2 separate regions of the Mus musculus genome follow, and region 1 is linked to region 2. The links are chromatin loops, found by intact Hi-C in ENCODE. Cell type or tissue: left cerebral cortex. All regions are shown on one strand.

Evidence for each region. Peaks named below come from ENCODE experiments on the same cell type or tissue, not always from the same donor. Only the 100,000 strongest peaks of a DNase experiment are listed, where the experiment ranks them.
Region 1: a loop joins it to region 2, with 7 times the contacts of the local background. A loop is called at or near these places in 3 of 42 quality-filtered maps.

What each region holds. Positions count from the first base shown.
Region 1 is chr12:83,340,178-83,342,677 of GRCm38, reverse strand. The region is part of intron 3 of Dpf3 (D4, zinc and double PHD fingers, family 3); the gene reads left to right. Among named protein-coding and RNA genes, the nearest start is that of Dpf3, 150 kb to the left of the region's middle. In left cerebral cortex, no CTCF peak of the experiment used is centred here; DNase peaks (open chromatin) are centred at 1,342 and 2,296; H3K27ac peaks cover 971 bases.
Region 2 is chr12:83,488,022-83,490,521 of GRCm38, reverse strand. No RefSeq gene overlaps it. Among named protein-coding and RNA genes, the nearest start is that of Dpf3, 1.5 kb to the right of the region's middle. In left cerebral cortex, CTCF peaks have their summits at 537 (motif pointing right) and 1,560; DNase peaks (open chromatin) are centred at 1,769 and 2,220; H3K4me3 peaks cover 1,126 bases.

The sequences.
Region 1 (2,500 bases), 150 kb after region 2:
CATGGCCCACATTTTAATAGTCTCTAGGCTTCTTCCACCATTTGCTCTCTGATGCTTGATGTGATTTCTCTTCTCCCCAAGACAGCCCCCCCCCCCACACCCTCCCGTCCAGGAACAGCTTAAGGAACGCTGATGTGCCAGGCATGTAGGTTGAGATTGATGGGGCTGTCGGCGGCGGGCTCCTGTGCCCCCCAGCCATCCCCCTCTGCCAGGCGCACTCCTTAGATGGATGAGTCGGGTGGGGGTGGGCACAAGGGAGGGCAGTGGAGAAGTAAAGCCCTTAGCTAGGTGTGAGCCAGTGGCCAGCGTGACCTTCTGCTGGGCCTGCTATGGATGCCGCTGTGTCCTTCCAAGAGAGAAGGATGCCGGCTCCCACCCCCCATCTGTCAGTGTTTATCTGTCTCTGTGTGTGTGGGGGTTTCTGGGCTTGGTATGGCCAGGAGAATGGATGCCTTCAAGTGCATCCAGGGAAATGACCTGTCATTTATCTCTTTCCTGCAATGTCAGAGCCTGCAGCCATCTATCCTAGATGCCCGCATTGGCCGCCTCTTCTGCTCCTGGTGGCTCCCGGGAGGAAGGTAGCTAGCTGGGCAGGCCTTCAGCCTTCTTCATGCTGCAACTGCCGGTGCCCCGGCACCTGCTCCCTGGCTTCCTGAAGTCTCGGGTGGCAGAACTGGAGTCAATAGAACTTAGGGGCTGTTTTGGCACTGCTTGTGTTCCTGACAAGGGACCAAGGCCTGGAGCTAGAAGAGGGCAGAGTAGCCGCATGGCTGCTGCAGCTTCCAAGGCTTCATTTTGTAGATGGGCCAGAGGGTCCCATGTTTAGAGCAGGGGCCCGAAGCCTGAGAATCACTTAAGTCTGCTCTTGCATACTTTCCTCCCACCTCGGTCTTCTCATGGACAGGCACAGTGCAGGGACCCATCTTCTTCATCTGCATCCCTAGAAGCCGGCATAAGGCCTGGGACATGGTACATGAATGATAACGATTTGTTAAATGAAGCTGGGAGAACACACTGAGTTCTCCTATATACTTTCCCGGATGAGGGAAGTTGAGAGACGGAGATGCCTTGGCCTAGAGCTGGGCTTCCTGTCCAGCTCTGTCATTGTCCTGGGCCTATATTTAGTCATAGGTTATAGACTCCTTTCCTATTCTCATAATCTACTGGAGAAAGAAAACACTGAATAGATACCACAAGGCCTGGATCCAAGTTCAGATCCCTCAATCACTAGCTTTGGAAGCTTGGGCGGTTACCTGGGAGACCAGACCCTGATTCTTCACATATGAAACGTGGGTAATGGTAGACTTTTTTTCTTTTTTAGGTCTGTTCTAAAGGCCATGTGGAGTGGAGGCAGGGTGAGGAGGCATAGAGATGTTGCCTCCCCAGACACTGTGGAATGGGCTCAGGGGACCTCCACAAAGACTGTGTGCGACACTCCTCAGTATCAGCGAGAAAATTATTACAGACAGCTTGCTGCACTGCAGGGAAATTGTGTGCTGTCTGGTCTGGAGCCAGGAACACATTATATCTCTGAGTTTCCCCCCCAAAGCCTCATTCTAGCATCTTCTATGTTGAGGAGAGTTCTTGGAACCTGGTTGTGGGATCCACTGTCCGCTTTTACTATAGCTGTTGTCCTGTGATACACAGGGGCGTAGAGCTGCAATGTGCTGTGCTAGGCAGGCCCATATGCCTGAAGCTCATCTTCTGCCCTTGGTGGAAGCTGCTCTTCTTTCTTTTGGAGAACCATGCCTCTGTGGACTTGCCCAGATAAGAATTCACACCTTGGTGCCCCTAGCATTGGGCATCTGTCCTTGGCTAGATTTGTCACATATAGAAAGAAGCCCCCTTGCTTGGGGACCGGGGCACTCATTCCTGCCCAGTGTACTCTTGGGTCTGACAAGGAGAGGCTAAGCTCTCTGAGGAAAGAGCTTTGCCCCTATTCTGCCAGCTTCCTCCCAGCACAGGCTTATCCTGGGGTTCTGTAAGTAGTGCAACACCTCCTCTGTGGTCTCCCCATTTCTGTGTTTACTGTCCTTCAGAGTGACCCTGTTACTCTATAGGCAACGCTCTGCCTCTCTCTGCTCAAAGCCTCCTGTGGCTTGTCATCACACCCAGGTTGGAAGCTGGTATTCTTGCTGCCACCTACACAGCACTTCAATGTTCCTGCAACTCTGTGAGCTGACCTCCTGGGAGCCCCCAACTCACTGTGTGTGTTCCAGGCAAATGGCAGCTTCAGGGCAGATGTACTAAGCTCGCTGGTGCCTGTGACATTTTTGCATGGCTACCCAAACAGGCCTCTTCTCACTACTCTTCCAGGCTCTTGCTTTCCTGGCCATATTTAAAAGTACCTAACACCTTCCTAATGCCCCCATATGGCAGCTTCCCTGCCATGTTCTTGTCCTTTCTCCAAAGCATCAATTACAAAATGCCAGATCGTAGACCTCAGTACAGTCATTTCTTATATCCCTTCCCAACGGTGTCATTTCTTATGAACTTGAAT
Region 2 (2,500 bases):
CATGAGCTAATTTACATTCCCTTTTTGGTGCTAAGCCTATGAGATCGTGTGTATATTTGACACATCTCAGTTAGAATGACCACTTATCAAATGTTCAATAGTCACCTGGGCTCAGGATGCTCTGGTTGGACTCCAATGCTCACTGCTACCTGGGGGAGATGGAGATGTCATTATTCTGGTTCCCTTCTGCATCCCAAATAGCCTGCTTAGCCACCTAGACTAAGGCAGAAACGATGGGGTTCATATCCATGCATGAACCAATAGAGCTTTAGAAATGGGATTGTGTCTCCCTCCCTCCCTCCCTCCCTCCCTCCCTCCCTCCCTCTCTTCCTCCCTCCCTCCCTCCCTCCCTCCCTCCCTCCCTCCCTCCCTCTCTTCCCTTTATCACCATCCTTTCCCTTTTTCCCTTGGGCTGTCAGAGACTGAACCCAAAGGCAGATATGTATTTGGTAGGCTCTGAGTCCCTGAGCTAGCCCTTTGACTTGTGATTAGTTTAATTTTATGTGTATGAGTGTTTTGTATGTCTGTGTACCATGTGCATGCCCGTGGTGTCTGCATTGTCCAGGAGAGGGCATCAGATCTTCCCTGGAACTCTTGTTAGAAGGCTGTGGGCCACCATGCAGGTGCTGGGGGTTGCCCTAGGTCCTCATAAGGACCAACGTGTGCTCTTAACCATTACACCATCTCTCCAGCCCTCCAAGTGTGATTAAAAAAAAAGTTTTGATATCACAACCAGTAAGAAGGGTTTAGGTTTATGGAGTTAAATCATGGAAACATTGCTATCAATGTTGTTCGTTTGCTCTAATCAATGCGTTTCAGAAGTAAGAGAATTATTTCTATCCCATTGTTGTCATCTTCTCGGGATTCCCTATATTCTTTATGTCACCAGCTGGCAAATGGTGGGCAGACAGATGGGTTTCAGAGTCTATATTACTATTGTACAGCACTGCTGAACACCAGACTTTAATTCTGGTCCAGGCTCCTGTCTCCTTTAAGCATGTTTACTCTTAAGTCCCTTGCTTTTGAAGATTTTGGTCCAAATCTGTGTCCTTTTAATCTATGATACAAAACCCAAAGTTAATAATACCTCTATATTTCTCAGAAGTGATAAAAGTGACTATAAAGTCAGAATTGTATTGACAGTTAAAATGACATTCCATGAAGTACAAAAGCCAAGGCAATACGATTTGGGGGGGGGGCGTGGGGAGACAGGGAGATGAGACTGGGTTTCCATGTTGGGGGGTGGGTATCCATATGTAGTTCAGGCTGGTTTTGAACTTTAAGGGAGCACCATTGTACCTGGTTCTGTTTAGAATTCATTAATGCCAGTTTTCTCAACATGAGACTCTGTAACGAGAAGAGAGGGTGGGAGAACATCACCCTACTAGGCAAACAAAGAGTTAAATATTTCCAGTCTGCACGCACAGACTCACTCAGCTTTGCTGGGCTTATCTGTAACTCTAATAGTGAATGGAGCTGGAATCTGAAAGTTCTGGACTGCTTTGTAATTGTATTTTACTTTATTCATCGAGAGTCGTAAAAGGCGAGAGCAGGTGGAATTGTGAACTGCAATTCAGCATCTCTCGGTTTCCTTTTCACTTCCCAGCCCCCAGCTATTTGACCTGATTAAACAGCCAAGGGGGCCATAGCCCGGCTTCTATAAGCTAACGATGCCTGTGCCCTCTAAGTGATTTCATGAGTTTTCGCCCACTCCGAGTCTCCCTGTGCTCCGTGGAAGTCTGAGTTCGCAGAAGTCTCTCAGTTTCTTCTGGGGTTTATCAGATTCTGAGCAGCCGCATACTGGGGAAGCCAGGAGTCACGTCTGAACATTCACTTGCAAATTCTTTTCACCTCCTATCTTAGTCCAGAAAGGTGACGCCTGAATTCTCAGAGCCGTTCCCAGAGGGGACTCAGGCAACACCTACCTCAGGCTCTAACAATTTTTGCATAGTTACTGACTTCCCTAGCTGCGTTTCCTAAAGTTGCCTCAAAATTTCCCCAACCTTCTGCCTAAAAAGCGCCAGGTCTCACTTCGCTCCCAAGCTGGCCATGTCAGATCAGTGTGAATCGTTGACAGTGGAGAACGGTGGTCGTAGGGGACCGCGCGGAGTGACCACCCGTGAATTACGTAACAAAAGCCGTGGCTGTCCGCAAGCCTGACACTGAGACATTCCAGGAGGAAGGGAGTTGCTGTCCTGGACTCTCCAGTTCTCAGAAACCGCCCGGGGAAGGTGGCTGAGATCAAGAAAACACTTCGGGAACAAGAATATTGAACAGCCGCGGAACCCAGAACATTATTAGCAAACAGTGGAACACGAGTAGTAATTTCTTGGAGGAAACTGCAGCCTTCCAACTTTTTGCACTGCAACACGGTGGTGTACAAGGAGCTCGGGGGTTAAAAACCGTGATTTACAAAGCCCAGAGCTAATGAATGGGGTTAAGTGGTTTTGTTGGCACTATGTAAATATTCTTGTCCAGGAGCGCAAACTCTGCAGTTATT